Linked DNA regions of Homo sapiens: region 1 is linked to region 2. Evidence: chromatin loops called from intact Hi-C (ENCODE). Cell type or tissue: HepG2. All regions are shown on one strand. Links, peaks and the distances in the headings refer to the core of each region. The heading gives the core; the rest is flanking DNA. Region 1 has its middle 35 kb from the start of PDGFA. Region 2 overlaps LOC116435278 (a long non-coding RNA gene).

Region 1 (12,039 bases), core at 2,710-10,709, 46 kb after region 2:
AGGGAAGGAGGAGGGAAGGAGGAGGGAAGGAGGAAGGAGGAGGGAAGGAGGAAGGAGGAGGGAAGGAGGAGGGAAGGAGGAAGGAGGAGGGAAGGGAAGGAGGAGGGAAGGAGGAGGGAAGGAGGAGGGAAGGAGGAAGGAGGAGGGAAGGAGGAAGGAGGAGGGAAGGAGGAGGGAAGGAGGAAGGAGGAGGGAAGGGAAGGAGGAGGGAAGGAGGAGGGAAGGAGGAAGGAGGAGGGAAGGAGGAAGGAGGAGGGAAGGGAAGGAGGAGGGAAGGAGGGAAGGAGGAAGGAGGAGGGAAGGGAAGGAGGAGGGAAGGAGGGAAGAGGGGAGGAGGGATTGGTATGGTCAGTATTTTTTATTTGTCCGTCTGATGGCCAGGTAGTGGTGTCTGATTGCGGCTTTACTTTATGTCCTCCTAATGGCAACTGGTGTGAAACATCCTTCCATTCGCTCCCGTGCTGTCAGCGGATCTTCTTTGATGAAACGTTAGCTGATGTGGGAACAGCTACTCTGCCAGGCTCTGTGCCAGGCTCTGAAAATCTGTGACAGAGGCACATAAGACATCCTTGCTCTCTTCATGGTGTTTACAACCTCATGGGAGAGGCAAACACATAAATAAACCTGGTGCCTCGAAGGTTTGGAAACAGAGCAACAGAGCTTTGGAAAGGGCTGGGTGGGCCGCTCCTTCCCTTGTTGCCCCCTGCACACGAGACCCAGCAAAGCTCCAACTCCTCGTCTGGGAACTGAGGGTGATACGGCACCAACTGCGTCAGCGGCCCAGTCCACAGCACCAGGGGCTGGGAAGAGCTTTGTAAAACTTTGCTACCGTTGCCTCCACCACCATCAGCTGGAGGGTCACAGAAGGCGACCCCAGAGCCGGAGCCGGAGCCAAGCCTCAGCCACGAGTCAGCCTCTGCCGGCTCTGAGGACCCCCAGAGAGGGTGCCCCTCCCCAGTCATGGTTTCCAGGCAGTGACGCAGGGTGGTCTGCACCAGGCACCCTTTTCCAAGGATTTCAAGTTAGGTTTGTTTTCCAGAAAGCCAGTACTGGGGCCAAGCCAGCTCCAGGTGAGACAGGCGCTGGGGGTGCTGGGCTGGCCACTCACATCCACCCTCCCCCGGCCAGCGGGCAGGGAAGACCCCCCAACCTCCCTTCCTAGAAAGCGGCCCCATCTAAGAGAAGCCTTGAAATCGGAGCGTCAGGAAAGGAGTGTGGGGCTCAGCCCAGAGCTTTGTCAGCCTCACCAACACGGGGTCCATCCAGAAGGCTCCCGGCCTCCCCGGCCCTTCCTGGCTTTTAGTCACTGCCGAGCTTGTGAGCACTTGTGTGCTCCGGTGAAACGGCCGAGGGCAAGAGCCCTGGGGGGCAGGGGCGCTGTTCTCAGTTCCTGGAGGCAGCAGAGTGGGAGGAAGAGGCCCTGAGATGCCGTCTCAGTGCCCCCACCCCCAGCTTAGGAGAGAGATTACCTGGCCAGGGCCATCTGAGCAGCAAGATAGAGAACCTCTCTCCCTCAGACCTAGGAAACAACATTTGGGGTGCAATCGCCCAGGGAACCCAAAAAGGAGCCCCGGGAGGTCCCAGCCCTAGACTCACACTGACAGGTGCTTCTCCAAAGGAGGGGGCTTGTGGGTGGGGGGCAGCCATGCAGATGGGCCCAACAGCCCCTGGGAGCCAAGGCAGGGGCAGCTCAGGCAGGCAGGGCAAGGAGCGAGCGCAGGCCGAGGATCAGGGTGGGGCAGCATGGGGGCTGGGACCTCTGGTGCCCCCACCACCACCCTGGTGAGGACAGGAGGCACTCCCGGGGCTCGCATGGCTGCTGACCGCAAGCTTATCTCTCCCTGTGTGCATGTCTGCCCCTGGAGACAGGACTCTCTAGCTGCCAGCCTCCCGGAGAAGCCCCAGGCTGAGCTCACCCAGTCCCCTCCAGGCCCTGAACTGCCTCTCCTCGTCCCGAGCAAGCACTCTCCTCTGCCCAGACCCCTGGCTCCAGGCCAAATCCAGGGCTGCTGAGGAGCCCGAGGCCAGGCCCAGGGGAGATGGAGGAAGTGTCAGGTGCAGGCCAGGTCGCTGTTTTCTGATTGATAGGAAAAGAGGGCCAGGCAGGGCCCTGCGGAGGGCAGGGAGGAGTCCAGGTGGAACCTGGGAGGGGAGGCAGCTGGCCAGGGCTCCAGGGAGCCTGAAAAGAAAACAGCCCCTCTCCGAAGCCTGGCACTGTCCTTCCTCTCCCCTCAGGCCATGGGCTCCCATGGAAATCAGGCCAGGTCAGAGGGCACCACAGTTTAAGTGTGAGCCCCTGCAGATCTCAGATCCGTGAGCTGGGGACAGGTTCCCTGGGGCTGCAGGAGCTCCAGAGGAAGGCCGAGGTGGGGCCAGCCCGGCAGGACACAGGTACCTGGTCCCGCTAATTAATTGCTTCCAGCAGGCTCTGAAGAGCAGCTGGGCCCAGGAATGCCCCCTCCAGTGAAGACCGACTCTGTCTAACTTGTGAAGGTTTGGATACTGACGGCGAACCGCTCTTAATAAATCTCTCTCTCCTTCTCATGCGCAGCTCATCTGCAGGGCTTGGTGCCTCTGGGGGGCCAGGACGGTGGGCAGCCCTCCTCCCGTCCCCACACTCCTCCCCTCCCCACCCTCCTCCCTCCCTTCCCGCCCTCCTCCTGTCCCCACCCTCCTCCCCTCCCCAACCTCCTCCCCTCCCCACCCTCCCCTCCCCACCGCTGGGGCTGGTCCTGCTTCTTAGTGCCCTCCTGCCTTGAATGAGCACAACCCATGCGGTGGTCCTCCTGCGTGCCACCTTCTCTGTGCTTCACCTGCATCCCTTGCTGGTCCTTGGGTTCAATAACACTGTGGGGAGTCTCCAGAGATCCCACTAGACCAGATCAGGGGCCCTTATGGACCCTCCCCACCCACCTGAGAGGCAGAATAGCCTAGAGATTAAAAACTCAGAAGGGCCAAGTTCACATTCTGACTCCTCCACTTACAAGATTTGGTGTAAGATCCTTCCTGAGCCTGTGCCTCAACTTCTCCATTTTTGAAGCATAGGTCTCTGGCAGCACCTACCCATGGGTGGTTGTGAGAATTAAAACCTAAAGCATCTAACACCCCATCTGCCCCCAAGCAGCACTAGTCACTGCTGTCATTTCCTTCAGGCACTTACTTCAGTCTACGATTATGTTCCTTTTTGTGTATGATTAATGTCTAAATTTCCCTCTTAATGGTTAGCTCCAGGAAGGCAAGAAATTCATGGTGTCTGGCAGAGTGACAGGTCCCTGTTAGGTGCTCAAGAACTTATGTTGTATGGATGGATGGATGGATGGATGGATGGATGGATGGATGGTTGGATGGAGGACAGTTGGATGGATAGATGGATGGATAGATGGATGAATGGGTGGATGGATGGATGGATAGGTGGATTGGTGGATAGTTGTATGAATAATAGACGGCTGAACAGATTGATGGTTGGATAAACGGATGGGTGAATGGGTAGGCAAGTGGGTGGATAGTTGGATGGATGATAGATTGTTAGATAGATGAATGAATGGATGAGTGGATGGAAGGGTGAAAGGGTAAGTAGATGATGGGTAGATGGATGTGTAGGTGAGTGAGTGGATAATTGGATGGACAGATAAATAGGTGGATGGATGGATGGATCAGTAGATAGTTGGATGAATGATTGATGGTTGGAACAGTTGGGTGGATGGGTAGGTGTGTTGATAGTTGGATGGATGATAGATGGTTGGATGGATTGATGGATGGAAGGATGGATGGATGGATGGATGGATGGATGTGTGAATGGATGGATGGGTAAGTGAATGAATGGGTGGATAGTTTGATGGATGGATAGATGATAGATGGATGGATGGTTGAACACATGACTGACTGGATGGAGGGATGGATGGATGGATGGGTAGATCAGTGGATAGTTGAATGAATGATAGATGGTTGGACAGATGGGTGGATGGGTGGGTGGGTGGATACTTGGATGGATGATAGATGGTTGGTTGGACTGATAGATGATGGATGGATGGATGGATGGATGGATGGATGTGTGAGTGAATGGATGGGTAAGTGATGAATGGGTGGATAGTTCGATGGATGGATAGAAGATGGATGGATGGTTGGACACATGACTGGATGGATGGATGGACGGATAGTTGGATGGATGGATAGATAGAGAGATAGATAGATGGATAAGTGGATGGGTGGATGAGAGGATCTAGTACCAGGGGGATGGCTCCACCTTGATATCCAACTGAGGCCCCTGCCAATGGGTCCATCCTGATTTTGAGGAAGAACTTTGGCGGGGACCTGGGCCAGTCCTTGGCCCCCCCACCCGTGGGATATTGGGCGGGCGGGGATAAAGGGACAGCCTCGGTATCATGGACAAAGGGGCTGCACAACATGGGTGGGATGGGAAGACTGGCGGTGAAATACGCGGGTATGGGTTAAAAAATGGATGGATGGATGGATGGATGGATGGATGGATGAGTGGATGGATGGATGGATGGATGGATGGATGGATGGATGAGTGGATGGATGGATGACAGGAACTAGGACCAGGGGGATGGCTCCACCTTGATGTCCAACTGAGGCCCCTGCAATGCGCACCATCTGATTTGAGGAAGTATCTCTGCTGGAACTGGCCAGTACTTGCCCCCTCACTGTGGAATTTGGGCTGAGCCTGGAAAGCTGCTCCAAGCTATTTGCAAAGGGGTTTCCAGCCTTGGATCCCTAAAGGCTGCCAGAGAGAGGCTCCTGTGGTTCCCTGGGACAAGGAGACCTCCTTCATCCTCCATGCCTGTTTCTCAGACAGTGAAGACAAGGCACAAATGTGTGCTTTGGAGGTGGCTGAGGGGCTCAGACACTGCAGTGTGCAGGCGCCTGCCAGGCCTGATGTGGTGATGCTCGCTCAGGGCCTCTAGGGCAACCCAGGGTCATGTTTGATTTGACGAAGGGGTTAAGTGCGCTGCTCTTTAAAAGCCGGAACACAGACAATGTGAAGCTTCCTCCCTCAGACCCACCACATTGGTGGGCTTTACTTCAGCCCTAGGGACTCCTTCTGTCCCCTCACCCCTCTCAACTCCAACCCCCCCTCCCCAGACTGCAGAGAGGGGCCGGTTCTTGCCAGAGTCGCTCTTAGCCGTTTTGTGAAAAATCCATTTATTGTCTTCATTGCTTGGGAAGTTATAATCTTGAGGCTGCAGCTTCCTAAGGCGTTGCCATGGAGATGAATTTTCTGTCATAAATAAAAGTATTCTGGGGTCAGGAGATCTCAAGCATAACTAGGACAGATTTTGAGGGGGAAAATGCAAGAATTTCAGAAGCACATGAGATGATTTGGGCTGCCTTTTCCGGAGGGTGTTTTTTAGGCTGTCCTGAATTTGGCCTCTAGATGTGGGACCGTCCCTCTGCCGTACCCCCAACCCCGTTCCCCCAAGCCGACACTGTGTCTGCCTGCCCCTCCCCTCCTCCACCTGCTCAGGGCCAGAGCCTTGGGGGACCTGGTTTGGAAATCCAGGTTGGGGTGACGTCTGGGGTCACCCAAAGACGGGCTGGCTCCCAGTGTGTCCTCAGACAAGCCTTTCTGTCCCTGGCCCTAGACCCTGCCTGGGTGAGGGCCTCATTCACTCAGCCTAGGATTTTTGGAACATTCCTCACACGCCTCCTACGGGCCAGGGCTCACTCAGGTATTTCCCCTTGGGCTTGGGGCAGGCAGGGGGACACTCCCACTCCCGCATGACCCCTGCTTCCGAGGGCCCTGACCCCACCCCCACTCTTGCTCACTTCCCACCAGCCCCCATGGACATTAGCTTTAGGGATTTCCTTTTGTTCAGGGTCGCTGCAGGTCTGTGTTCGAGAAGGTGGGGGAGGCGGGACTGGAGCCCGGGAGGAAGGTATGCAGGGCTGAGGGGCCTCTGGAAGCCACCCAAGCCGACAGCCTCCGCCAGCAGTCAAGGGCTGTTTGCCAACCCCCATGCACCCCCTCATTAGGTAAACACAGAGTCCTCCATCAGCACAGGGCCCCAGAGCCATCCCTTGCACAGAGGCCCCAGGGTCCCCCGCGCTCGAGGGCCCCCCATGACCCTGGGACTGGGACTGCGGCACCCTGGGCCTCTCCTCCCAGCCCCGAGGCTCTCACTGGAGGACCCATCTTCCAAGGCTGCCACAATCCCAGGAGGCGGCTCCAGCCCCAGTAGCTCCAAAAAAACGAATGGAGAGGTGAGGAGGGAGAGAACAAAAGAAAGGAGGGAATGAAGGAGGGAGGAGGCTACGGGGTGAACCCTTTGCAGTTTGGACCTCAGACTGTGGTCCCCTCACCTACCTCCCCGGACAGCACCACCCTCCCTTCCCACCTTTGATGGGTCCCTGTCCCAGGAGAAAGCCCATAGAGACATCACACGGGAAGATCCTGCAGGAAGCCCTTCCTCCCTTGCAAACACTCGCAAAAAACGGCCCTTGATCATGGAGAAACAGGCTTCCAGGGCCCCCAGGGGCTGGGGTCCACGGTTGCAGGCCAGCAAGCCACAGCTCCCAGGCTGGGGCTCTAGTGAGTCTAGCCTCCCCAAGACCCACTTCTGCCAGGGGTTCTCTGCCTCCTGATAAATAACTGTGACACTATCTGCCCACATCCCTTGCTGAGCAGCAAAATCAACACAGGACAGGCTGTGACTCGCCAGGCCACGAGGAGCTGCAGGACGTACACACTGCATCGCCATCTGTGGGGCTTGGACAGCCACAGGAGGGACATGGCCCCAGAAGCCTGGCAGGGCATCCCACTGCGAGGGCCCCTCAGTGCCAGCTCTCGTGGCCTCTCACCAAGTCTGGCCCCAGCCCAGCTTTCCATCGCCACAAGCTTGTGCAGTCCACACCCGCCACCAAGAAGGGCGCTGGGGGTTGGGGCCAATGCCAGGTGGGGCAGGGAGGGGACGCTGTGGGAGGGAGGGGTGGCTGAACAGGATAAGGGCCCTGGAATGCACGGCTCCACCCCTGGATGGCTGTGTCCTCGTCCACAGAACAGGGACAGGGCCGCAGAAGGGCACTGTCAGGAGGCGGGATCCCTGTACCCTGATGACTCCCGGGAAGCGGCAGAAATCACGGTCATGAAGGATTCGTAACCGGGGCAGGGCTCTTCTCAGAGCGGGAGAAACAGACAGCGTCCAAGGAGCACCCCACACTGTCCCAGCTGATAAATGAACACAGCTGCAGACCATAGCAGGGTCCTCAGTGAGTCCGAGCTCTCCTGACTCCGCGTCGGACTGAAGCATCCTCGAGGGTGTCTATATGAGCCTGTGTGTGAGCTTGTGTGTGAATGTGTGCGTGCCTGTGTGTGAATGTGTGTGCCCGTGTGAGCCTATGTGAGCCTGCATGTGAATGTGTATGCCTGTGTGTGAATGCATGTGCTTGTGTGTGAGGCGCGCTTGTGTGTGAGGCATGTGAATATGTGAGCCTGCATGTGCCTGCATGAGCCTGCGTGTGCCTGCGTGAGCCTGCGTGTGACTGTGTATGCCTGTGTGAGCATGTGTGTGCGTGTGACTCCATGAGCCTGTGTGTGAATGTGTGAGCCTGCATGTGAATGCGTGTGCCTACGTGAGAATGCGTGAGCCTGTGTGTGAATGTGTGTCCCTGTGTGTGGACCTGCACGTGAGTGAGTGTGCCTGCATGTGAATGCGTGTGAATGCATGAGCCTGTGTGTGAATGTGTGAACCTGTATGTGAATGTGTGTGCCTGTACGTGAATGTGTGTGGTGCTCCATGTGTTTTTGTGTCTATGTGTTTGTCTCTGTGTGGCTGTAACTTTCTGTGACTCTCCAAAAACCCTGATTCAAAACCAAAGACACCACAGGAAAAGAGGACTACAGAACAATTTCCCACTTAAGCATGGACACAAAAATCCTTAACAAATGATTAACAAGTAGAATCAATATAAAAAGAAACGTATTTAATGACCAAGGTGGGTTAATCTCAGGAATGCAAGGTTAATGTAGCATTTGAAAAACTAATCAATGTAATTCACAATAATAGAATTATGTAAAAAAAAATCACATGGTAATTTTAACAGATGCAGAAACCATACAATGAAATGCAATAGATGCAAAAAAAATGGACACAATTCAACAACTTTTCATGATTTAAGAAAAACAAAAAACCCTCTCAGAAAACTAATAGGAGAAGCAAACCTCCTCAACTTCATTAAAGGCATCTACAAAACAGCTACAGCTAACATCTTACTCAATGTTGAAAGGCTCATTGCTTTCTAGCTAATAACAGGAATAAAGCAAGATTGCCCATTCTATTGTCACTTCTATTTGTTCTGGAGGTCCCAGCCAGTACAACAAGGCAAGAAAAAGAAATAAAAGGCATACAGAATGCAAAAGAAGAAATACAACAGTTCTTATTTCCAGATAACATGATCATGTATGTAGAAAACTCAAAGGAATTTCAAAAGAATTCTACTAAAACTAATAAGTGAATTTAGCAAGGTTGCAGGATCTAAGGACGATATACAAAAACAAATTGAAATTGAACAACTAGACCAAAGATCAACCAGCAAGTAGAAGACCTGGACAACATCATACACCAACTCGATCTTATGTGCATCTACAGAACACTCCATTCAACCATAAAGGTATACACATTCTTTTTCTTTTGGAGATGGAGTCTCGCTCTGTCACCCAGGCTGGAGTGCAGTGGTGCAATCTCAGCTCACTGCAGCCTCCACCTCCCGGGTTCAAGCGATTCTCGTGCCTCAGCCTCCTGAGTAGCTGAGATTACAGGCATGCCCAACCATGCCCGGCTAATTTTTGTATTTTTAGTAGAGACAGGGTTTCACCATGTTGGCCAGGCTGGTTTCAAACTCCTGACTCAAGTGATCCGCCTGCCTTGGCCTCCCAAAGTGCTGGGATTACAGGTGTGAGCCACTGCGCCCATCCAGAAACACACATTCTTTTCAAGTGCACGTGAAACATTCTCCAGGATAGACCATATGTTTGGCCATAAAAGAAGTCTCAATAAATTCAAAATAATGAAAATCATACCAAGTATGTTCTCTGACCATAATGAAATAAAATTAGAAATCATTAATAGATGAAAATTTATGAAATTCACAAATATGTGGAAATTAAACAACACACTCCTACATAACCAATAAGTCAAAGAAGACATCCCAGCGAAAACCAGAAAATACTTTGAGATGAAAGAAAACTCAACTTACCAAAGCTTATGGGATGCAGCTTAAAACAGTGCTTAGAGGGACATTTATAGCTAGAAACTCCTAATTTTTTAAAATAAAAAAGAAAAGACGTCAAATCAATAACTTAATCTTCCATCTTTTAAAAAATGGAAAAAAAAACCAAACCAAACCCAAAACAAGCAGAAAAATGAAATAACAAAGATTAGAGAGCTACTTGAAAGGCTGAGGCAGGAGGATCACGTGAGCCCAGTTCAAGACCAGCCTGGGCAACATAGCAAGACTCTGTCTCAAAAAAAAAAAAATTACGGGGGAAATAAATTTTAAAAATAAAGAGTAGAAAAACAATAGAGAATATTAACAAAACCAAAAGTTGGTTCTTGAAAAAAATAAAATAGACAAAACTTTAGCTACACTGACCAAGAAGTAGACAGAATAATCAAATTACTAAACTCAGGAATGAAAAGAGGGAACATTAGTATCAGCCTTACAGAAATAAAAATAATAAAGGAATGCTGTGAACATTGTGTGCCAAGAAATTAGATAACCTAGATGAAATGAACAAATTCCTAGAATCACAAACTGACTCAAGAAAAAGAGGCCCGAAGAAATATGAAGACTTATAGTAAGCAAAGAGATTGAATTAGTAATCAAAAAACTTCCTACAAAGAAAAGCCCAGGACCAGATGGCTTCACTGGTGAATGCTACCAAATATTTAAAAAGGAATTAACACAAATGCTTCCCAAACTCTTTGAAAAAATAGAAGAGGAAAGAACTCATTCTGTGAAGCCAGTCATAACCTGTCACCAAAACCACACAAAGACATCACAAGAAAACTACAGACTACTATCCCTCATGTATAGACACACAAAATTTCAATAAATAAAAATATTAAATAAATAAAATATTAAAAAGCCAAATCCAGCAACATACAAAAATAATGACTGTGCTCCATGACCAAGTGGGATTTATTCCAGGAATGCAAAGGTGGTTCAACATACAAAAAAAAAATCAGTGTAATATACCATATTAACAGAATAAAAATAAAAATCACATGATCATCTCAACTGATGCAAAAAAAGGACAATCTAATATTTTTTCATAACAAAAATAAATAAACACTCAACAACTAGGAATAGAAGGGAACTTTCTCACCCTAATAAAGGACATCTACATAAAACCCACAGCTAGCTAAGGCAAAAGACTTAGAACTCTTCCCCTAAGATCAGGAGCAAGACAAAGATGTCGGCTTCAGCCACTTCTAGTCAACATTCTACTGGAGGTACTTTCTAGCCAGGGCAATTATAAATGAAAAGAAAACAGTTTTTACAAAGAACAAAGCTGGAGGACTCACAATTTTGGATTTCAAACTTACCACAATGTCAGTAATGAAGACCCAAGGCATAGGGAGAGACATATAGATCAATGAAATAGAACTGAGAGTTCATTTAAAAAGCTATACATTCATGGTTGATTGACTTGTCAAGGGTGTCAAGACTATTCAGTGGGGAAGAAGAGTCTCTTCCACAAATCGTGCTGAGACAATTGGATTTCCACCATACAAAAGAATGCAGGTGGACCCCTGCCTCACACCACATACAAAAATTAACTGAAAGCAGATCAAACACCTAAATATGAGAACTAAACTATAAAACTCTTAGAAAAATATCATAGTCACAAACCTTCATGAATGCATCTTGTGTACAAAATTCTGAGCAACTCTGGTCTAATCTGGTTTAATCCAACAGTTCAACCACCTTACAGTTGAGGAAACTGTGGCTCAGAGAGGGGTGAGGCTCTGCTGAAGGTCACTGACCCCCCATGAGCAGAAATGACCTTCAGAACACCCCTCCCTTTCCTGCACCAGGCCAATTCACTGAGCCATTTTGGTATGCAACTCTCTGCTGAGCCAAGAATGAACAAACAAATTAACTTCTCGGCAGGGTGCAGTGGCACTTGCCTATAATCCCAGCACTTTAGGAGGCTGAGGTGGGAGGATCCTTTGAGCCCAGGAATTTGAGACCAACCCGGGCAACAAAGAGAAGCCCCGAGGCCACACCAGTCCCACCTACTCAGAAGGCTGAGGCTGGAAGGATCAGTTGAGCCCAGGAGGTCGAGGCTACAGTGAGCCATGATCGCGCCACTGCACTCCAGCCTGGGCGACAGAGAGAGATACTGTCTCAAATGAATAAATACGTATAAAAATAAACAAGTGACTTTCTTGAGACCCAGTAGCCATAAGTCCTCCCTGACATCCACAGTGCAGGGTCTAGGCTTTTCCATCCATCAGGGCTGGAGGTCTGGCTGTGTAGACAAGTCCTAGCTCTTGGTTCCTGGGGGAGGGGATTTGGGAGTCGACCGTGCCAGTGGACGCTGAGTAGCACAAGGCTGTGCCAGGAGGTCCAGAGGAGCCCAGGACAGGGCAGAGCCTGGACTAGAGACAGGCAGGTGGTCCTGAGGTCAGGTGGGGTTCACCACTGAGTTATGAGTCTCTGCCTGACAAGCTTGAGAAGCCTCCCACGCCAGGTGGCAGCTGCCTCTCTGGACCACAAGCCCCGGCACGCCAGAGCGGCTGCATTCCCTTCTGAAATGCAGCTGTAGGGAAAGACCCAAAGCTCCGACCGCTGACCCCTCCCTGGGGATTCAGTGAGACCTCGGAACCCCTGGGGCAGGCGTGCTGGGGACTACGTGGGGGGATACCTGCGCCATTCCCCAGACGCCTCTGGGGACCTGCTGGGGCTGAGCAGGGACAAGGAAGCCTCAGTGTTGGGAGCACCTAGATGGAAAGATTCCCAGCCAGGCCTCCCTGGCAAGGAGGTATGGAAGGGCAGCAGAAAGTGCCAGAATGG
Region 2 (12,039 bases), core at 2,757-10,756:
ATCATCCGTTCTGCAGGGCAGGGGCTGAGCACAGACTGCTGGGCTTGCAAAGGGAGTGAGCGCCAGCTGCCCCTACAGGCCACGGGGTGGCCGTTGCCCTTCAGGGGCTCCATGAACAAGTTTCCTCAGACGTGATGAGCTCCCTGTCACGGGAGGTAAGCAAGAGGGGTCCTCGGACGTGATGAGCTCCCTGTCACGGGAGGTAAGCAAGAGGGGGGGTACTCAGCCCTCTGTGGTGTTTGCTGGCCAATCTTCAATTTTCCCTTCCAGCTAAGACTCTGATTTTCCTTTGGGAAAGTGCTCCATCTCAGTCAGTGTGGCTGGGGGCTCCCCCACCCTAGGCCCCCAGTGGGCCCTCCACCCAGGGCTGGCCCAGACCCCGGTGATTGTCCCAGAGGTGAGCAGGGACCCAGGCCGAGTCACTCAGACTCTGGGACTGGGACACTCAGAGGCCCCTCCCTGCAGGGCCACCAGAGTGTGGGGAACCTGCCTGGGAATGCAGCCCAGGTGGAGAAAAGCAGAGCCAGAAGTGGGAGAGTCCACGCCCTGATCGTGCTGTTGGAGCACCTGAATCCAGCCGTGCCTGAAGCCCACCACCCCGCACTTTCTGGTAGGAGCCAGAAATATCCACCTTGTAAATACCCACCTTGACCTCAATCAGTCTGAGCAGGTTTCTGTCACTCGGACCTGAAGAGTCCTTGCTAACGCCCTCTGCTAGGATGCAGCCCGCCCGGTCTGTCTGTGGCTCTGCCAGCTTCCCGAGCGCCTCTGCAGCTGTGCCTGATGACAGCCTCCTGGGGTTGCCATCTCTCCCTGCCCCTTTGCCCCCCTTATCTTGCATCTTGGGGCGAAGCCTCCTCCCTTCCCTCCCAGAGTCTTCAGGCCCTCCGGAGCCCCACCCAAGGCTGCAGTGCCCCCACCCTCGTTCCAAAGACACAAACTGAAGCAGCCACACGGGGAACCCAGAAGAAGGTCTCTGAGGCACAGCCTGTCGCCCCATAGAAGCCGACTCTTCCTCAGCCTGCCTTGCCAGCACAGGGCGAGGTGGGACATGGGGAGAGGACCCCACACAGACCCCATGTCAGATCCCCATTCCCCGCCCCCTGTCATTTCCAGCTGTGTGACCCCAGGCAAGCCACGTCACCACTCCAAGCCTCTCAGGTTAAAGATGGGGCCAGTAACTCCAGCCGCCTCCTCCTGGAAGTGTGGAGAACACGCCCGCCCAGGCTGCCCGGCCACGGCTGCCCTGCTCCCAGGCAGCGGCACAGGGCTGGATCCCAGGGGTTCCTTGGGCCAGGGGTGGGGCTCAGCTGGATCCTGCAGTGCTGGGGCATCCACCTGACAACCGCTATCCTTCTCACCGACTCCATAAAACCCACCAAGAAAAGCCGTGCAGGACATCCCGGCACACAGCAGTTCACAGTTACTCAGATGCTGCTGCGTCCAGCTCAAGGAGTGAAGGAGGGGAAAGGAAAAAGGAAGGAAGGGGGTGCGTGCAGTGGCTCACACCTGCGAGGTCAGCACTTTGGGAGGCTGAGGCAGGAGGATCGCTTGAGCCCAGAAGTTCAAGACCAGCATGGACAACTTAGGGAAACCCTTCTCTACAAAAAATAAAAGAATTAGCCGGGTGTAGCCGCAGGCCCTGTAGTCCCAGCTACTCGGGAGGCCGGGGCAGGAGGATCCCTTGAGCCAGGGAGGTCGAGGCTGTAGTGAGCTGAGATCGCACCACTGCACTCCAGCCTGAGTGACAGAGCAAGACCCTGTCTCAAAAAACATTTTTTTATTTTAATTTTTTTTTTTTTTTGAGACAGAGTCTCGCTGTCGTCCAGGCTGGAGTGCGGTGGTGCGATCTCGGCTCACTGCAAGTTCCGCCTTCCGGGTTCACGCCATTCTCCTGCCTCAGCCTCCCGAGTAGCTGGGACTACAGGCGCCCGCCACCACGGCCGGCTAATTTTTTGTATTTTTAGTAGAGATGGCGTTTCACCGTGTTAGCCAGGATGGTCTCAATCTCCTGACCTCGTGATTCACCCGCCTCGGCCTCCCAAAGCGCTGGGATTACAGGCGTGAGCCACCGCGCCCGGCTGATTTTGTTTTTTGTATTTTTAGTAGAGACGGGGTTTCGCCGTGTTAGCCAGGATGGTCTCGATCTCCTGACCTCGTGATCCGCCCGCCTCGGCCTCCCAAAGCGCTGGGATTACAGGCGTGAGCCACCGTGCCCGACCCCTGTTATGCCCCTTACGATTATTATTGTATCTTTATGAGCTCAAGCTGCTGTCCCCTCCGAGTCTGGCACATGCTGGCTGGAGACCGGCAGCACCCGGATGGGGAAGAGCAGCCGTTTGGAGTCAGCATTGACAGAAAATCGAACACTGCTGCTCGAGGATTCAGAAGCGGCCCTTCTGAGCTCTGCTGTGCACGCCGCGGGCTCTGGAGAGATTGGCTGGGTCGTCCCCCACCTTCCTGGGGCAAGGGACCTGCCGAAGAGAGCCGGGGAAGAATGTCAACATTGTTAGGAAAACAAGCTTCAGACAGAAGCTCTGCATAGCGGCCACCCGGAGGGAGGTGGAATTTTGCAATGCGCCCCTCCCCGTGCAGGGCGAGTGGCCCCAGGGCACACGAAGGCCCTGGCTGCCGTGAGTTGATTTAAAGCTCGGCTGCCTATCTCTGGTGACAGGTTATTTGTGTAACCTACAGTTTTCTATGCACGTAGTAATTTCCACCTCCCTCCATGTCACACAGAAGACACGTTTTTACCCTGAGTCGGAGCAGGAGAAGTGTCTAAACGAAAGTGACTTCACAAAGGGCTTGACTGACAGGCGGGCGCGGGGAGAGCCGGGATAATGTCCGGGTTATCAAAGCAGACGCAGGTGGGCAGGTGAGAACGGGCATGCTCCCCAGCTCAGAAAGGCCCGTTCGGCTCGCAGGAGGTCCCAAAGCAGGAACTAACAGGCACAGGGATCGCTGGCCCCGTGCGTTTCCCTTTAAACACTGTCTAAGCTGTAACGAAGTCTGATTACAGTTTAGCTGAGATGGAAACTGAGAGGAAGGAACTATAATATTCAGCAATTACAATCACCTTCCTCTTTGGACAATCCCATTTCACTCCTCGGCTTATGCCTGTTCCCCGTGGATCCTGACTACACACCCTAACCTCATGCTTGGCAGTTCGTAAACAAGATGCCGCTCTGTGGTGACGGCGTACGCGAAATGAGAAGCACGACTCTGGGGGCCAGAGAGGCCTGATCTCGGTAGCTCCCAGGCTTAGTCTCTGCGCTACCTGGGCCGAAAGAGCTGAATTCTGCGAAGCTCTGTGTCCTTGCCTGTAGAAGGGGGAAGAACGGAACTTACTTGGAAGACTTGTGTGACTCGGGTGAGGATTCAGCTGTGCACACACAAAGGGACATGAGTGAGCAAGCGTCTGGCACGGACACAGCCGGGTGTGGAACAGCAGCCCCGCCCCGTTGGCTCAGAGGCAGCCGCACGCACAGAGGAGCTGTCTCAGCTCAGAGCCTGGCCTGGCCCGTCCACCTGGCCCTCTGGGAGGGCCGCCCCCCTTGCTTCTCTGGCCAAATTCCTACATCTGGGGTCTCGAGGGGAAGAGGCCGGGATGAGTTGCTGGGTGGCCCAGCAATAAATCTTGAACAATGAGGTGGCTCAGTCTCCCTCCTACCAAATGGACCAAGTTACCTCTGAGGCCGTGGGAGGTGAATGAGTCAGTGTTTGTGAAACACTCTGTGGATCAGATGAAAGGGCTCCAGGAGGGGCTGCCCATTAGAGGTGATCACAGGGAGCTTGGCCCACGCCCCCCAGAATGAGGGCCAAGGGGCGGGGGCGGCAGGAGGCCTGGACGCAGAGGAGGCCACAGCCAGGCCCCACTAAGCCACCTGTTCCCGGCACAGGCATCCGAGGGCCAAGGCTGCAGGAACCGTCTCTGCTGGTCACGTCTGGAGTGTGAGGCCCTGGAGGCCCCCGTGCACGTCCGTGCGATGATGCCGCCCACAACCACCGAGATCGGCCGGAGGGAAATAAGGCCGGAGGCAGCAGCACCCGGGGTGGGGCCTGGCGTGGCCCGGACCACGTAACCTCCTGCGCTTGGACAGCTTCTCCCACCTACCCGGGTCTCAGCACCCTCAGTGGTCTGCGGGGAGCCTGCTGCCATGCAAGTCCCTATAATCTGAGGGTGTGGACGCCCTTTTCTGCCACCATGGCCTGCTCCAGTCGGGGGCCGTGCCTGAGAGTGGGTGAGGGGGACCTCCCCAGCCCCTGGAGACCCTGGCTTGCCCAGGCCATGTGGCCCAGTGGACACAACAGAACCAGAGGCCAGATCCACCCCGGTGCCCACCTCCAGGCCTCAGGCAGCCCAGGGTGCACCGACCGAGGGCCCCACACTGTGCACCACGGCGACCCCTCCCCAAGGCCCCACCCTGCCCCATCCAGGCCCTCCCATCTCTATCTCCAGCCTGGGGGTCTCTGCCTCTCTCTGACCTGGGGCCTCCACTGCACCCACTCAGAGCCTGAGCCAGGCCCATTAAAGGTGCAAGGATTATCACGGAAGGTGGAGAGCTGTGCCAGCCACAGCGGCCCCCAGCCCCTTGCATCCACGGAGCACCTGGGGCACGTCCTGGTGAGACCAGCCACAGGTGGGAGGGAGTCAGCGCCGACTCATGACCGAGCTCTCACCAGCAATTTCTACATTGACTGCACATTGCAATGACAATGTTTGGGTGATGGAGTTAAAATATAGGCTCAAACTAAATATTACCTTTTTTTACATGTTTTCAGGCAGCACAAACAGATTTAAAACCAGGCATGAGGCTGCCGGGCAGCTCTGACCTAGAACAGCCACCTTGTTTTACGGCTGAGGACAGGAGGGCTGAGAAGGAAAGCCCTGTCCCTGCAGGGGCTAATGAATGAGAGGAGGGAGAATGAGCTACCCCCGGGAAGAATCAAATTCCGGAGGCAGGTGACCTCTGGGGCAGGCTGCAAGGACGCGGGCCTAGGGAATGGCTGCCTTCTTCTCTGGGTTTTTCTTTAAACCGCACTGCTCAGCCCAGCCATTTCCAGGAGGCCTCGCCATGGGCACACGCTGAGGCAGGTGGCGGCGCCCGCCTGGCCATTGGCAGACGTGGCTGTGCTAGGCGCCTTTTCTTTCTCAGCAGGACCCGGGGTGAGGAAAGAGACATGCCGGTCACTCAATGAAATAACCATGGAAACGCTGGATTCAGCGGAGGCGTCCACCTGCCCAGCCGCTCCCCCCGGAACTTCCTCCTTCAGTCCGGGGACCGCATCCAGCTTCTCCGGGGCCCGCGTGAAACAGGCTCGCCCCTCACCCGGCAGCCACCCAGAGTCCCGGCTTATCCATCACTGTCAGGCTCCGAGAGCAGCTCTGTTCTGAATGCCCGGCCGCTTCTGCAACACACAGGAGGGAACAGGGGTCCACGTGAGACCGGCCACTGGCAGAGGCCTGGGTCAGGCTGAAAGGTGCCTTGCGAGATGGGCACTCGCCAGCCTGCTCCAGCCAGAGCCCAGTTCCTTCTGAGAATCACACGGCCAGACAGAGGCTTGCTGAGAAGTGGGTGTCCTCCTCTCTGTCCAGCCCCAGCTGCACGGAAGCGAAGCCGGCCCCAGCGTGACTGAGTCCAGAGCCCAGCCCTGAGCACTCACCAAGGGCCAGGACGAGTCAGTGTGTGGGGCAGGTGCCGCCCCCACGACCTCATTCCCAAGCTCCCTCTGTGTCCCCGCAGCCCGTGCTGGCCAGGGAGGCAGGAGGGCATGGCAGGTGCTCCCAGAGCTCGCTTCTCTGCGCGTTCCCGCCGCCCTCCCTCCCTGGTCCTGCGGGCTGCCGGCCTCAGGATCCAGGTCACCTTAGGTGGCAAAGTTGGAGCCGTGCCCCACCTGCCTTCACTGGCTCATGTTGACTCCTTCATCTACGAGACAGTCTGAGCTTGAGGCTTGGAAACTCTCCTCTGCCGGACCTAGCTCTGGGCCATGGATGCACAGAGCCCTGAGCTCAGAGACCAGGAGAGGCTGGCACCATGCTCCACCCAGCAGGTGGCTCCAGGTCATCTGGAGTGTCCCAAAGCTGCAAGGCTGAGGGAGGCTCCCCCTTCCTGGAGGGGCCCAGGCAGCCCTTGGGATGGAGCCAGGGACGGTCCCTGACCCCAGGAGCTCCCTCTCCTCCCACGCCTTCCACAGACCCATCTCCCTCAGGACTGCCTTAACTTGGGGTCACCTAGAAATAGGTTTATGGGGAGGCCATCCCAGGGAACTTTCGCAGGAATGAGGGCTGAGATGGGGAAGGGCTGTTGTCACCACCATGGGGGATTGCTCCAGTGAGAGGGCCAGCACGGGACCCTCAGAGTCTTCCCACCCAAGGGTCATGAGATCCGGGTCAGAGGTCACAGGCTGCTCCTAGGGCCTCTAGATCTCTGGAGAGCCCTTGGCTGCAGTTTGCCGATGCCAATGGCTGGAGGTCAGCTGGCACTCCCACCACGATGGCCAGCGGACAACAACAGTGTGGGCACAGTGATGGGCACCCCCCCGTGTCCACTCGGCCGGGCTGCAGTGCCCAGCGGCACGGTCAAGCCCCATCCAGATGCCACTGTGGCTGTGCTGCAGGTGTGATGGACACGCACAATTGGCTAATTGCAAGTGCTGCAGATCACGAGATGTGGCTGGGCCTCAGCTGCAGCTGAAGATGAACGCCGAGGCTTCCTGGAGAAGGATTTCTGCCCCAAGACTGCAACATAAAATCCTGCCCGGGCTCCCAGCCTGCTCCCCTGCGGGTCTGCCCTGCAGATTTCAGATTCATCAGCCTGGACCATCACATGGGCCAGCGCATTAAATCAATCTCCCTGTGTCTGTGTCTCTGTCTCTCTCCCTCCAAAGGGCGCTGACTGATACGGGACCCTCTGTGTCTCTGCCTCAGGGCCAGGCTCCAGCCCCCGAGAGCCCCTGGTGGCTCAGCCTCTTCCCCACAGCCCTGCCCTCCACGAGGACGCTTTCGGCCCTTGGTGCTCTCTGTGTTACGGATTTATAGGGCTGTGCCCTGGGCCTGGACCTAAGGGGGTCGGGAGCAATGTCTGGACTTCCTGCCACCCTCAAGGTACGCAGGTATGTGTGTGCTCAGGATGATTTATGTAGAGGAAACTGGGGGGAAACTCCTTGCAAATAAACCTCTGAGATCCTACAGACCTCAGGGGGATGGCAGCAATGGTCGGAGCCCACTGCTCAGTCTGCAGATGGAGAAACTGAGGCCCAAAGAAGGCTTTGGCCTCTAGGTATGCCCTTGATTTCTGACCCTTAAGAGAAGCTGAGGAGTATGAGCATTTACTGTGCACTGTGTGGGCTGGTTCCACCTCCCTGAGATGTGGAGGACAGAGGCCCCTGTAACCAAGGCGAGAGTGACGGTCCTGGGGACTCCCGCCAGGCAGGCTGGAATCTGGTGGTACTGAGAGTGTCCTCTGCACACTCCAGGGGCAGCCATCTCAAGGACAGTGGCCATGCAGGGATAACCCTCATTCGAGCCAACTGGGCATTCTCTATGGGTCCCTGTGCCCCCAAGCCCCAGGAATGGACTGGAGCCCTGGGTGTTGGCCACGATCACTGCAGAAGGGAAGGTGAAGAGGAGGCAGAGGTCAATGTTCCTTCTTCCGGGTCCAGGGCCCAGCTCACACACCAGGCCTTGTTCTGGGCCCTGAGAGTATACTGCTGCCCTTACCAAGACCAAGCCCTCCCTGCACTGAGCAGTGGCCCCAGACCCAAGATGCCAGAGAGCTTCTGGTGTGGAGAATCGTGTAGAGACCACTGGGCCCAAGGTCTCCTTTTTACAGTGGGGAGACAAAAGAGACTTGTCCAAAGTCAGCTAGGGCCCCAGTATCCCAGAACGCCCATCCCCAGCCCCTGCCAGCCCTCTTTTTCATTCTCCTACTCCTGAGCAGTAACGGGAGATGGGGCCCACATTGTGATGGAGTTTGGAAAGTATTTTAGGGTACTGCAGCTGTCATCACAAAAACCACAAGCGGAGGGTCTTAAACAACACGGATTTATTTCTCACAACTCTGAAGGCTGGACGTCTAACATTAAGGAACCAGCACAGCTGGTTTCTCCACAGGCCTCTCTCCTCAACTTCTAGATGGCAGCCTTCCCCCAGATCCTCACACGGCCTCTCCTCTGTGCACAGATAGTGGGGATCCCTGGTGTCTCTTCCTCCTCCCATAAGAACACTGGTCCTACAGGATTAGGATTAGGGCCCCAACCTTATGGGATCATTCAATCTTGTTACCTCCTTAAACGCCTTGTCTCCAAATATAGTCACATGGGGGATACAGCTTCCACCTATAAGTTTGGAGGATGCCATTCCATTCGTAACAGAATCAAATGCTAGAGTGGAACTACTCTATTTAAAAGCTCCAGTGTATCCAGGCCGCAGCACATAACGAGGTAGGAAGAGCCGGAGAAGGCCTGGCTGGCCCTGGGAGACACGTCCATCTCACTGCTGGTTCATAAGCATGTGGGCACCCGGGAAGCTGGAGCGTGGCCTGTGTGACGTGGGCGCCCACCACCACGATGAGGCCGGTTCATAAACATGTGGGCACCCGGGAAGCTGGAGCGTGGCCTGTGTGACGTGGGTGCCCACCACCATGATGGGGCCGGTTCATAAACACGTGGGCACCCGGGAAGCTGGAGCGTGGCCTGTGTGACGTGGGCGCCCACCACCAGGATGAGGCTGGTTCATAAACAGGTGGGCACCCGGGAAGCTGGAGCGTGGCCTGTGTGGCATGGGCGCCCACCACCACGATGGGGCTGGTTCATAAAAACACGTGGGCACCCGGGAAGCTGGAGCGTGGCCTGTGTGACGTGGGCGCCCACCACCAGCATGAGGCTGGTTCATAAACATGTGGGCACCCGGGAAGCTGGAGCGTGGCTTGTGTGACGTGGGTGCCCACCACCAGGATGGGGCTGGTTGTGTCACCATCAGGCGAGGAAGCCATCACACACTGCACTGCCGAGGGGGAAGGAAGGAGGAAGAAGACGAGAAAACGACAGTGACGCCACTGCTCCCGCCCGAGTCACCTCATTGGACCCTCACGGTGATCCATGCTGAGCCCGCATTGGCCAATTTTTAAAGAAAGGGTCATTGGTTTGCCTCAAGTCATGCTGACTTCCTTGGGGTGAAGTCGATTTGCACCCAGGGCCCTCAGACTCCAGGTCCAGTGCTCCTTCCACCCCTCCACGCTCGCCACACCCACACACAACCAGCTGTGCAGAGGAGGGGCAGGCTCTTTCCGGAGCTGGCCGGGCAGCGAGAGGTCCCTGGCTGCCAATGCTGGCTGTTCCCGCAGCTGATACTTGAGCCCTGGACATGGTTATTTTTTATCCATTAAGTAATTCCGGTGGAGGCCAGAAAGAAATTGAGACCCACCTTGGCCAGGGCCAGCAAGGCTGCCGAGATAAAAGGTCACACTGAGGGTGGCTGTCCAGCCTCCTCTTGTTCCAACCCAGCTTCCGAATGAAAGCAGGACTCCAGGAAACTCACAGGTGTCCACCCACAGCACCCAGCCACCACCCAGCCCTTGGGGCAGCTCCCTGCTGAGAAACGGCAGCAGGGAGACTGACCGCCTGGGTTCAGACCCCAGCTGGCTTCTCCCCAGCATGTGGGCTCCTCCCCCAGCTCTTCTCCTGTCTGCAAATTGGAATCTCCCCTACAGGAGTTCAGGTGAGCTCATTGCTGTGTGAGGAGCCCAAAGTGTGCTCGGCGCACAGCAGGTGCTCAGTAAATGTGGCTCCCAGCCTGTTGCCTGCCACAGGCTCAAGGGCTCTGTGGAACAATGCCTGGCACTCAGAAATGCCCCCACAGGGCCCCCAGCCCTGAGGGCAAAAGACATCGTGAATCCCTTTGGTTTCTGTGCTTTATTTCCCCCATGCCTTAAAGCACTGGAGTATCAGCCTCATAGGGTGGGGCTGTGTCTTGTCACTGCATCCCCTCACCTAGAGCCACATCTGACTCAGAGGAGGTAACAATGGCTAATGGATGGATGGATGGCAGATAAAGGATGGATGGAGGATGGATGGATGGCTGGACGGATGGGTGGATGAATGGATGGATGGATGGAGGGATGGATGGACGGATGGACGGACGGACGGACGGATAGATGGATGGATGGATGGATGGTAGATGGAGGATGAAGGATAGATGGTGGAAGGACGGATGGTGGATGGTGGATGAATGGATGGTGGATGAATGGATGGTGCATGAAGGATGAATGGTGGATGGATGGTGAATGGTGGATGGATGGATGGATTGTGGATGGTGGATGGATGAGAATGGAGGATGAATGGTGGATGGATGGATGGATGAATAGATGGATGGATGGTGGATGGATGGTGGATGAACGGAGGATGAATGGTGGATGGATGGATGGATGAATAGATGGATGGATGGTGGATGAATGGAGGATGAATGGTGGATGGATGAATGGATGGAGGATGAATGGTGGATGGATGGATGGATGGATGGATGAATAGATGGATGGATGGTGGATGGTGGATGGATGAGAATGGAGGATGAATGGTGGATGGATGGTGGATGGTGGATGGAAGAGAATGGAGGATGACTGGTGGATGGATGGTGGATGGTGGGTGGATGGATGGATGGAGGATGAATGGTGGATGGATGGATGGACAGATGGATGAGAATGGAGGATGGATGGTGGATGGATGGATGAGAATGGAGGATGGATGGTGGATGGATAGATGGATGGATGGTGGATGGATGGATGCATGAATGGATAGATGGATTGATGGAGGATGAATGGTGGATGGAGATGGATGGAGGATGGATGGTGGATGGATGGATGAGAATAGAGGATGGATAGTGGATGGATGGATGCATGGATGGATGGATGGTGAATGGTGGAGGGATCGTGGATGGTGGATGGATGGGTGGATGGATGAATGGTGGATGGATGGGTGGATGGATGGATGGATGGTGGATGGAGGATGGATGGATGGATGGATGGATGCATGAATGGATGGATGAATGGTGGATGGATGGTGTATGGAGGGATGGAGAATGGAGGATGAATGGTGGATGGATGGATGGTGGATGGAGGATGAGTGATGGATGAATGGATGGATGGATGGATGGATGGATGGATGGATGGAGGATAAAGGATAGATGGTGAATAGATGGATGGTGGATGGAGGATGGTAGATGGGTGAATGGATGAGTATGTGGATGGGTAGATGGATGGGTGGGTGAATAGATGAATGGAGGGATGGATGGATGGATGGATGGATGGATGGATGGATGGGAAGGTGGGCGGGTGAATGGATGAGTGGGTGGGTGGGTGGGTGGATGGATGGATGGGTGGGTGGATGAATGTGGACAGACTGGCATAGCCCACATGGGTTCTAGCCCTTCAGCTGGGCAGTTGGAGGAGGTTTCTCAGCCTGGGGCTCTTAGCCTCTGTTTCTCTGAGGAGTCCCAGGCCCTTCTTTGCAGCTAGGAAAGTCAATTCCCCAAACCCCTCCCCTTTCAGTATCTAAATTGAGCAGATTCTACTTGAGGGAAAAGAGCCCCAGGTGAGCTGGACATCTCCCATCCCTCCACACTCTCCCAGTGGCTCCAGGGACAGGTGAGAACTCCCTGCTGCTCCCTAGGCACCCACTGGGTGCTCCCTGTGCCACAGGAGTTGACGCACAGCACCCTGCAGGGGCTCTGCTGGGGAATCTCATCCTGTTTACACGGCAGAGCCTGTGGTCTATCCCATAGCCACTGCCTACCTTGTCCATCCTGCAGCCACCACCTACCTTCTTGGCCACTGAGTTAGGATCTGGGGTAACCCCGAGGCAGCCCTTACCCTCCCTTGACCTTTGAAACAGGGTCTTTGACCCCACTGGTGGGCTCTGAGAAATATTTCCCCTTTCCTTCCACCCACTTCCCCACCAGGAGGCTGCACCTGCCAAAGCCCTGTGACGTTCTAGGGACATTCACTACCCTTTGCATGAGACGGAGGCACACGCAGAGACCCAGAA

What was found. Hi-C counts contacts between places; a loop is a spot of excess contacts. Peaks named below come from ENCODE experiments on the same cell type or tissue, not always from the same donor. Only the 100,000 strongest peaks of a DNase experiment are listed, where the experiment ranks them.
Region 1: it touches region 2 in a loop (2.0-fold over the local background); 3 of 110 quality-filtered maps call a loop at or near these places.

What each region holds. Positions count from the first base shown.
Region 1 is chr7:478,961-490,999 of GRCh38, forward strand. No RefSeq gene overlaps it. Among named protein-coding and RNA genes, the nearest start is that of PDGFA, 35 kb to the right of the region's middle. RefSeq lists enhancers at 960-1,480, 11,680-12,039. In HepG2, for the core only: no CTCF peak of the experiment used is centred there; DNase peaks (open chromatin) are centred at 5,951 and 6,964; H3K4me3 peaks cover 489 bases; H3K27me3 peaks cover 278 bases.
Region 2 is chr7:432,545-444,583 of GRCh38, forward strand. LOC116435278 (a long non-coding RNA gene) reads left to right here. Exons shown (of 2, transcript NR_165239.1): 2 at 5,160-6,845. Among named protein-coding and RNA genes, the nearest start is that of PDGFA, 81 kb to the right of the region's middle. RefSeq lists enhancers at 495-1,331, 1,332-2,167, 2,914-4,113, 3,840-4,675. In HepG2, for the core only: a CTCF peak has its summit at 6,049 (motif pointing right); no DNase peak of the experiment used is centred there; H3K4me3 peaks cover 942 bases; H3K27me3 peaks cover 5,123 bases.